Regions from separate parts of the Homo sapiens genome. Here all the other regions are linked to region 1. A link is a contact called in ENCODE Hi-C data. All regions are on one chromosome and are shown on one strand. The core of a region is the stretch at or near the end of the contact, and the rest is flanking DNA. Distances in the headings are between cores, read along the strand shown.

Evidence for each region. A loop is a pair of places that touch in the nucleus more often than their neighbours do. Pooled maps may share reads with other maps.
Region 2: a map of ascending aorta shows a loop between it and region 1 (3-fold over the local background). The contact joins the promoter of LINC02432 here to the promoter of ZNF330 in region 1. A Hi-C loop is called at or near these places in 4 of 168 maps with a recorded cell type or tissue (IMR-90, MCF 10A, ascending aorta and 1 more) and 12 of 50 pooled maps.
Region 3: a map of ascending aorta shows a loop between it and region 1 (2.3-fold over the local background). The contact joins the promoter of RNF150 here to the promoter of ZNF330 in region 1. A Hi-C loop is called at or near these places in 1 of 168 maps with a recorded cell type or tissue (ascending aorta), 1 of 37 single-sample maps with no recorded cell type and 9 of 50 pooled maps.
Region 4: a map of heart right ventricle shows a loop between it and region 1 (4-fold over the local background). The contact joins the enhancer-like site here to the promoter of ZNF330 in region 1. A Hi-C loop is called at or near these places in 8 of 168 maps with a recorded cell type or tissue (Right ventricle myocardium inferior, cardiac septum, endothelial cell of umbilical vein and 5 more) and 20 of 50 pooled maps.

What each region holds. Positions count from the first base shown.
Region 1 is chr4:141,219,640-141,222,152 of GRCh38, reverse strand. It overlaps ZNF330 (zinc finger protein 330), which reads right to left and starts at 1,258. Exons shown (of 10, transcript NM_014487.6): 1 at 1,045-1,258. RefSeq lists enhancers at 462-966, 967-1,473.
Region 2 is chr4:141,331,363-141,333,875 of GRCh38, reverse strand. LINC02432 (long intergenic non-protein coding RNA 2432) reads left to right here and starts at 1,259. Exons shown (of 4, transcript NR_121625.1): 1 at 1,259-1,717. RefSeq lists an enhancer at 1,165-2,364.
Region 3 is chr4:141,132,215-141,134,727 of GRCh38, reverse strand. RNF150 (ring finger protein 150) reads left to right here and starts at 1,259. Exons shown (of 7, transcript NM_020724.2): 1 at 1,259-2,403. The coding sequence starts at 1,920. RefSeq lists a silencer at 1,321-1,440.
Region 4 is chr4:141,153,138-141,155,650 of GRCh38, reverse strand. It overlaps a transcript of RNF150 not described here. Among named protein-coding and RNA genes, the nearest start is that of RNF150, 21 kb to the right of the region's middle. Within about 2 kb of position 1,254, at least 2 of the 41 ENCODE cell types and tissues checked have a DNase peak (open chromatin) inside an H3K27ac peak, as active enhancers do; they include heart right ventricle, where a contact is called at or near this core.

The DNA.
Region 1 (2,513 bases), core at 9-2,508:
CGATTCTAAAAATGTAAACGTCAAAAAAATTTACCCTAAAAGACAAACTAGTCTTCTTTTCCCACTAAGAAAAAAGTTTCTCCAATGATAAAGTATTCTGCACCTCATTAAAACAAATGAATCATGTATCATTAGCAAAAACAAAAAAATCATTAATAAGAGCATTATTTAGCCAGTTTATATCACTTTTTTGAGCTATATATTCAGATGACCTGACGCTGCCAACACCTTAAGTATAACAAGTTTAATTTTTCCTATGTAATATGTAAACAAAACATCTAACAGTCAACAAATAACACTATTTATTAACTACAAAGTCAAAACATTCTGAAGATATTTAAGGTATTAGTTGCTCTGACTTTAACAAATGCTCTTCCCTCTACACGCAGTGAGCATGTAATTTTAACGGGGTTCAAATTTACGTTTAAGAGTATGTTTAATTTTCATCATTTAGTTGAAATACAAGATTTTTCTAAACTGAAGTTTTCTGAACTGAATGCTCAATTAAAAAAAAAACAAAACAGGTGGTAAGCAGTACGGTAGCAACTGAAAAATAGCCAGATTTAATAGGTGGTTATTTCGGTAACGTAACGCCCAGACCACTAAGGCACCATTCCAATATGTAAAATGACAAAATCTAGAGGGCGTGCTGCCCTGGCCAAAGAACCTCAGAAAATAATCACGAGGTGATCATGCGGATTAACTTTCTGCGTCCTCAGAGATATCCTCTGAATCCTCTGATAAAGTTAAATCTCATTTTTTTTTCCCTCCAGTTTGTTCTGCACGCTCAAAAGAGTGAATCTTCTTCTCAGCCTTATACGGGTTCAAGCCCTTTTCCGGTAACACTCCAACTTCTTGCATGCACTGCGTGTGTCACCAAATGAGGAAACAGGCACGGGGCACTGCGGCTTTAGGAGTCCAGCCTGGAGCTGGAGGACCCAGTGGGGCGGAGGGGCGTCCAGGGGAGAAGCGGCGGAGGTGCCAGGCGGCTCGGGGACCCGCAACGGGGACCCGCAACCGTCACCCGCCCGCGGGACACCCTACCTCGTGCGCGCTCCGGGCAAACCTCGCTCACTTTCGCCGGGAGACCGGACTCACTCAGGGGGCCGAGGGACAGGGAATGGCGTGAGGCCCACCCGCGACAGCAGTAAATCCAACTCGTGGACCAGGACTCCGGGAAAGAAGGTACTAACAGCCAGGGAGGCTGACAGCCGATTCCGGACACTAGGAGACGGACCGGACGTCCTTTTACGACAGCAGCGCCTTACGGCTGACGTCATAGGACGGGAGCCGCCCACCTCTGTTCGCTCCGCCCCTTCCCCGCCCACTCCTGCGGGGGCCAATGCCCCATTCCTAAGCAGAGGATCTGCAGAAAAGGAAGGGAATGCGAGGGAAAATAGGGAAGCAGAAGGAGGGAAAGCAGGGGAAGGCCCCCTCAGTTTTACTTTTTTAGAAAAAGGAGAAATCTAAAAGGAAGAGGAAAATGAACTCACAGACTTGGTACTGGATCAATTGACTCAAACAGCAAATTCATGTTGAATTCTGTTGGAAACCTTTCCCCACCTCTACATCTTGCGTGCCTCACATCCCACCTTTTCTTGGTTGCTGCGCAAACTGTGCCTTCAGTTGCCTGATGAACTTCCGTACCAGCCTCCCCTGTCTCTTATTTCTGTTATGCCCTCTGGATTCCATTCCTTTGTGAACAAATCATCCCACATTCTCTACCTCTAATGTGTAATCTGCCTGCTTTTAACTGAAACCTGATGATCCTCCCCCTGCATCAGAATCTCCTTCCGATCAAGCACCTCCACCTTTGCATAGCCGACCAAGCTGGGTTTCCTAATCTCTTTCGGAGCTCTGCCGCACTTAGGATTCAGTACCAGGCCTATTCCTGTGCTTTTCCTGCCCTCCCCCTGCAGGAGATAAAAGCCTCTTTATTTGGACCAAAGAGGCCTTCTGGAATTTACTCTTAGATTTTGATAGCCAATTAACCATCTCAGCCTTTTGCTATTTTCAAAGAATCAATTTTACTTAGCAATAACAGTCAATGCCACTGTCATTAAGGTTACTATTTCCCTCATAGTTCTCAAATGCCTGATACATTTTACCTACTCGTATATAAATTAGAATACCACCCCAGTTACGTTAGAATACCACCCCAGTTTCATTACTGATGAAAGTTGTAACTATTGCACTGTTACCTTGTGCCGAGGTCTGTGTGTCCTACACCTACCACCGAGGGGGTCCTCATTGATAGTCACATGGCCTGTGATTCGAATCATAAATCCCATCTTAGCCTAACTTGAACCACTCCTGACACCAACTGTTTTAGGTTGGCTTCCCCAGGAAGCATACTCTGAGTCAGAGAAGAGTATAATGAGTATGTTAGGGAATGCTTTGGGGAACAACATCTGCAGGAGAAATGGAAGCAGGATTGAGCAGAGGGAAGAGTTGACCTGCAGTGACGTCTCAGTGAAGGCCTCGTTTTGAATCTGGGATATCCCTTCAGAGTT
Region 2 (2,513 bases), core at 10-2,509, 110 kb before region 1:
TGCTAATAATCACTTCTGTATTCATCGTTATTAATATAGTATTCAACTGTGCTGTTGTCTTAATGAGTAGAAGTTCATACACTGAGCAGAAAATTGCTCACCTTTTATAAAGATACTGAGAGGTGACAGCGTGCAGGCAGTCCTCACAGCCCTCGCTCGCTCTGGGCGCCTCCTCTGTCTGGGCTCCCACTTTGGCGGCACTTGAGGAGCCCCCTTCAGCCCACCGCTGCACTGTGGGAGCCCCTTTCTGAGCTGGCCAAGGCCAGAGCCGGCTCCCTCAGCTTGCAGGGAGGTGTGGAGGGAGAGGCGCGAGCGGGAACCGGGGCTGCGCCCGGCGCTTGCGGGCCAGCTGGAGTTCCGGGTGGGCGTGGGCTTGGCGGGCCCTGCACTCGGAGCAGCCGGCCGGCCCTGCACTCGGAGCAGCCGGCCGGCCCTGCACTCGGAGCAGCCGGCCGGCCCTGCACTCGGAGCAGCCGGCCGGCCCTGCACTCGGAGCAGCCGGCCGGCCCTGCACTCGGAGCAGCCGGCCGGCCCTGCACTCGGAGCAGCCGGCCGGCCCTGCACTCGGAGCAGCCGGCCGGCCCTGCCGGACCCGGGCAATGAGGGGCTTAGCACCCGGGCCAGCGGCTGTGGAGGGTGTACTGGGTCCCCCAGCAGTGCCAGCCCACCGGCGCTGCGCTCGATTTCTCGCCGGGCCTCAGCTGCCTTCCCGTGGGGCAGGGCTCGGGACCTGCAGCCCGCCATGCCTGAGCCTCCCACTCCCTCAGTGGGCTCCTGTGCGGCCCGAGCCTCCTCGAGGAGCGCCATCCCCTGCTCCACGGCGCCCAGTCCCATCAACCACCCAAGGGCTGAGGAGTGCGGGCGCACGGCGCGGGACTGGCAGGCAGCTCCATCTGCAGCCCCGCTGCGGGATCCACTGGGTGAAGCCAACTGGGCTCCTGAGTCTGGTGGGGACGTGGAGAACCTTTATGTCTAGCCCGGGGATTGTAAATACACCAATCGGCACTCAGTATCTAGCTCAAGGTTTGTAAACACATCAATCAGCACCCTGTGTCTAGCTCAGGGTTTGTGAATGCACCAATGGACACTCTGTATCTAGCTACTCTGGTGGGGACGTGGAGAACCTTTGTGTCTAGCTCAGGGATTATAAACGCACCAATCAGCGCCCTGTCAAAACAGACCACTAGGCTCTACCAATCAGCAGGATGTGGGTGGGGGCCAGATAAGAAAATAAAAGCAGGCTGCCTGAGACAGCAGTGGCAACCCGCTCCGGTGTCCTTCCATGCTGTGGAGGCTCTGTTGTTTCGCTCTTTCTACTGCTTACTCTTCGGGTCCACACTGCTTTTATGAGCTGTAACACTCACCCTGAAGGTTTGCAACTTGACTCCTGAAGCCAGCAAGACCACGAGCCCCAGGGAGGAACGAACAACTCCAGACGCGCTGCCTTAAGAGCTGTAACACTCACCGAGAAGGTCTGCAGCTTCACTCCTGAGCCAGCGAGGCCACGAACCCACCAGAAGGAAGAAACTCTGAACACATCCGAACATCAGAAGGAACAAACTCCAGACGTGCCACCTTAAGAGCTGTTAACACTCACCGCGAGGGTCCGCGGCTTCATTTTTGAAGTCAGTGAGACCAAGAACCAACCAATTCGGGACACAATACCAACTCTTTCATGCCAGGAGAAGCCTCCTTAAAAAATTTCGGTGATTAACAGGTAAATATCACTTACCACCTGTGCTAAACTTACCAGTTATTACGTATACTACAGGATATTCTGCTGAAAATATGGGCAAATATAGGTGTGTAAAAAGTCCCAGTATTAGTGGGGTGGGGAACAGAGAATCTATGGCTGGTGATCACACCTGAAGCTACTATGTGCTTATTCCTGCTGGCTGACGTTTGCTGTGTGGCAAGTGCCTCTGTTCCTAAACACCATACTCTTCCTGAAATCTCTAACATGCTCACATCCGATTTCCAGGTAGAAGGAGTTAGGCATGCAAGCATCATGATTTTCTCAGCTAAGTGTTGACATGTCCCTAAAGTCTTCAGACAATTTTCTGTTCCTGTAAATGTTCCTCACCTATTACTCATGACAACTGTCCTCCTTTCATCCTCTTTAAGCTCTGCTCAAAGAAACCACTCAAAAGAAATTTTCATGAAATCAACTCACCAGGCAGAGAGTACCAGAGTACGCTGTGAGCTGGATCGGGGACAGCCTGTTTTGTCACCATTGTTTCATTAGCATCTAGTAGAGTTCTCGGTGCATATGTGCTCTAGGCACACTTAAGAGAGAAAAAAGAAATATATGCTCAGACCCTATTACACACACTCAAATAAAACAAATTTCTTTATTCATTTTAATAGTTTCTAAATATCATTATACTCTTCTATTAGTAGGATAATCTTCAGAAAATCAGAACTAAAAAGGCATTATTAGGATTTATTTTTAGAGTTTATAGTATGAGTGTTTTTTAAATTTCTCATTCTCGCTCCTTTGCTTTCTATTTACT
Region 3 (2,513 bases), core at 10-2,509, 87 kb after region 1:
GAAGCCTATTTTCTAAAATGAATAAGCTAGGAACACATACAAATTCAGCACATCAAATGCCATAGAGACAAATTCTTCTAAGTAGTTCTTCTTGTGCCTGCTTCTAATTTGGGTACAGCTGAGGCTCTTTGCCCTCCCTTAACAGCCATCAGCTGTTTGTACTGCTGCCGGAAAAAGAGAAGTTGTACTGGTGGACGTTCATTAACGAAGAGCTGTAAACATGCTAAAGTCCTGGGGAAAAGGCAGCCTTTCATTTTTTAAATTTAAATCATGAATGGGTCCTGGGTTCTCTGAAAGAGCATCAGGTGGGAAACACAATGTAAATGATAGAGAACCATCAAACAAATATTTTTAGAGACTATATGGCAGGCATCTCAAGCCAAGGGAAAGGATATCCACCACCAAAACGTCTAATTGGTAAGGCACTCTGCTGTACTACAGTTTTAAGAACACTACACTAGGGGGACTGTACTGTCTGCTGACTACTGTAATCTCTATGCACAGTTGGAGAGCGCACTATAAACAATAACCCAAACAAACCTCCCTTGCCTGTTGGTGCTGCGAGTCCCCTGTTCCCAGCCATGACAATCAGAATAAACACAGTCCAGAAATGTCTCACCCGGTTTCTCTTCTTACAGAGTGACAAAACACCTATTCTATAAGAAAACGAATGTTAGATGTTTGCTTCCAGGTGGGCAGTAGGAAGCCCATTGTTATACCCATCTTAACAGAATGGTTGTTAGACCAGCAGCATCAGCACCACCTGGGAACTTGTTAGAAATGCATATTTTTGGGGCCCTACCACAGATCTACTGAACCAGAAACTTTGTGGCAGGACCCATCGGTCTGAGTTTTAAAACTAAAGATTTGATAGCCACTGCCCTAGGTATTCCAGAGGTAGCTTTGGAAGGACCTCAATACCAAACCACCTTACACTTTGGCCTTAGGACAGGTAATCAGGGAGCTCACGGCAGTACTTCCAGCAAACGGGAGGGTCGTTTACGAGAGGCACATACATTTGCTAAATGTAACGCTCAGGAAGTTATTCCCGTACTCAAAGGTCGAGGGGTCGCTTCCTCTTTACCTCCACCTAGATTAAGTCGCCGATTGAGGTTGAATTTGAGACCCGACAGGGGTCGCTGCTGCCCATAAAGAGAGACCAAGGGAACATGGCAAGAGAATCCCAGGGGCTTTGACATCACACTAAGCTCCTCCTTGCACGCACACATTATACACACACACACACACACACACAAACATACAGACACACACACACGGACCGCTTACTCCGCTCTGCCTGCTCGCTCCCACTGTCCCCAAGCCCGCCCCGCCCGCGGCAAGTGCGTGCCCAGGCGCAGCCACCGGCGAGATCAGGAGCGCAGCGCCCGCAGCCTGAGGGAACCGGCGCAGGGCAGCAGCGGCTGCAGCTGGATTCGCGCGCCCCAGCGCTCAGTGGCGGCGGCCGGGACACCCTGGGCAGCACCCCGCACCGCAGCACCCCAGACTACGAGCAATCGTGCCCGTCCCCGCCGGGGCTGGAGGGCGCAGGGCCGCCACCCTGCAAGTTCGTGGGCCCCCGGCCACCCTTATGAGAGAAGGCGAAGCCGGGCGAAGGAGCAGGACGCTCGGCAGCAGGACTCCTCCGCAAGCCCCGCGGGCCCTCTGTTCCCGCGCCCCCCGGGCGCCCAAGAAGCAAAATGCAACCACCGCGCTACAGCTGAGAGGGGAAGGGGCCAGCGCCATCCGCTCGCCCGGAATCCGGTCCCCGCGGCGGCTGCGCGTCCCGGCCGCGGCCCCTCCGGCCCGGGAGTGAGCAGCAGCAGGAGGAGAGGCAGCGGCCCGGGGTTGGCCGGGGCTGGGGAGGAGGGACGGGACGGAGGGAGGGCGCGGGGGCGGGGAGGGGGCCCCGGCGGATAAAGATGGCAATGTCTCTCATCCAAGCGTGCTGCAGTCTGGCTCTCTCAACATGGCTGCTTTCCTTTTGTTTCGTGCATCTGCTCTGCCTGGACTTTACCGTGGCCGAGAAGGAGGAATGGTACACCGCCTTCGTGAACATCACCTACGCCGAGCCCGCGCCGGACCCCGGGGCCGGGGCGGCGGGCGGCGGCGGCGCGGAGCTGCACACGGAGAAGACGGAGTGCGGGCGCTACGGAGAGCACTCGCCCAAGCAGGACGCCCGCGGGGAGGTGGTCATGGCCAGCTCGGCCCACGACCGCCTGGCCTGCGACCCCAACACCAAGTTCGCCGCCCCGACCCGCGGCAAGAACTGGATAGCCCTCATCCCCAAGGGCAACTGCACGTACAGGGATAAGATCCGGAACGCGTTCCTGCAGAACGCCTCAGCCGTGGTCATCTTCAACGTGGGCTCCAACACCAACGAGACCATCACCATGCCCCACGCGGGTGAGTGGCCCAGCGGGCGCGGGGGAGGGGAGCCGGCGGGGACGGAGGTGCCTAGAGGGATCCAGCGCCTGCCTCCAGGCTCCTTCTGGGAAGTCCGTGCGGCGCGGAAG
Region 4 (2,513 bases), core at 5-2,504, 66 kb after region 1:
AAAGTGAAAATGGGATGTATATAACATTCATGTTTGCTTACTACTCATACTTGCATACCCAATTTTGTGATTATTCCTAGTCCTGCTATACCCTGTTTAATATGTATACTTATCCAACCCATTCAGCATAAATTCCTGTCTCACCCTTCCTCCTTCAAAGTGCCCACTTTCAGTTTCTGCCAGAATCTATGCTTCTCGGCCTGTAGGATGGCCGGCTTGCAGGCTGCAACTCTTTTTAAGGAATAAAGCTCTCGGCCGGTCGTAGTGGCTCACGCCTGTAATCCCAGCATTTTGGGAGGCCGAGGCGGGTGGATCATCTGAGGTCAGGAGTTCAAGGCCAGCCTGGCCAACATAGTGAAACCTGCCTCTACTAAAAATACAAAAAAAAAAAAAAAAAATCAGCCGGGTGTGGTGGTGCATGCCTGTAGTTCCAGTTACTCAGGAGGCTGAGGCAGGAGAATTGTTTGAACCCAGAAGGCAGAGGTTGCAGTGAGCCAAGATCGCGCCACTGCACTCCAGTCTGGGTGACAGGGCATGACTCTGTCTCAAAATAAAATAAAATAAAACATAAAGCTCTCCTCTCCAAATGTATAGATCTCACAATTTTAAGTTGACGGACAAAAGAGGATTGTTTATGAAGAAGGAGCTAATGGTAAAATATCTGACTCTGACGAAGGATGACATCACCAAGCATTTATTTTAGTGAATAGGCATATTTCTAAAATGCCTGTCTCCTATCATTATGAGTCAGGCATGAAGGTAATTACCTCTACCCATCTTTAGGGTTACTGATAAAACTAAATGAGACACTGCATCTGAAACATAGGTTGTTGTTGAATAATGGTTTCTCTCTTTTCCTCATCTCTACCAATTTGTGTTCTTTCATCCTTCAAACCTTCCTGAGAGCTTACCTTCTCATGATACGATTTCTTTAAGTTAAATTCAGCTGTTAATTTATGTTCTTTTTGCACTCAAATATGTGGTCTGCATTTTAAGTATAGCTGCTTAAGTTTTCAGATGTGTTGCACAGGGGCATATTCTATCTCTCTAGAAACACACCAGAATTGCAAGGTGTTCAGCCAAGGCAGAGAAATTGGCCTCCACTTGTTCTCGAGTGTGTGTGTTCTCTGACTCTTCTCAACTCTTCCCCAGCCCCCCAGCATTTAGCCCACTGATCCAAATAGAGTCATTACCCAACAAATTGTGAGAAGTGCTTGCCTAACAGCCCCTCTAACTTAATAGCATTGTGCCACACAGGCACGCTAAGGAAGGACAGAATGACCTCTTTCATTATGCAGGCCTGTGATGTTCCTCATTAGTTTTATAAGAGCCAATTCCTTTCACCAGAGTGGGGAGGATCTGGCTACTTACGTGGGAAGAACGTAAGTTGGAAATTGGCCAAGGAACTGATAGTACTATCAACTGGACACAGAGTCTTTCTGCTTTATGTCAACTATTACAGCAGAGCTCCTCCTGTTGTTTACTCTGTGGGCAGTCTTAAAATGATGTGTCTAATAGCAAAGTCTTACTGAGTGCCATTTATGTACCTGGAACTATTCTAAGTGCTTATACATATATGGACTCATTTAGTACTCACAGCAAACTGATGAGATAAGTATAATGATTATCTGTTTTACACATGAAAAAACTGAGGCACAGAGAGATGGAGAAATTTGTCCCAAAGCAGACAACTAATAAGTGGCATATCTGGGATTCAATCTCAGCAAACTAACTCGAGAGCCTGCTCTCTTAGCCATACATTACACTGTGGTGTATGCTCACTGCTGCATACCTCCTCTATTCACTATGGATCAATCCTGTAGGCATACATGAACACCTATGAGAAAAAGTTTCAAAGACAGGTTAGACATCATTTCTACTCTCTGTGGTCCCACAATCTAGTTGGGAAACAAATAGAAAAATATGTAATGGAAACTTTATATCCTTCTGGACCATTTGAAACCTACTATATCATCTACCCACTCACTATCCTCTTTCTCTTTGGATAGGTGAATGCTCATCTGAAGATGTTTTACCATTATTTCTTTACTGTGTGGGTTAGTACACAGGGCTGCCATAACAAATTACCACAGACTGGGTGTCTTTAGACAACAGAAATTTATTTTCTCACAATTCTAAGAGCTTGAAGTTCAAGATCAAGGTGTCAGCAGGGTTGGTTTCTTCTGAGGCCCCTCCCCTTGGCTTGTAGATGGCCATCTTTCCCTGTGTCTTGACATGGTCTTCCTCTTACCCATCTGTGTCCAGACTTACTCTTTCTTTAGGGACATCAGCGAAACTGGATTAAGACCCACCTTAATGACCTCATTTTAACTTCATTACCTCTTTAAAAACCCTTTCTCCAAACACAGTCACCATCTGTGGTACTGGGAGTTAGGACTTCAATAAACGAATCAATAAATGAATTTTTGGGGAACACAACTCAGTCCACAACACTGTATTAACCCTCCCTCCCCAACAACTTCTCTAGAAAGTGCTCTGACATCTTTAATGAC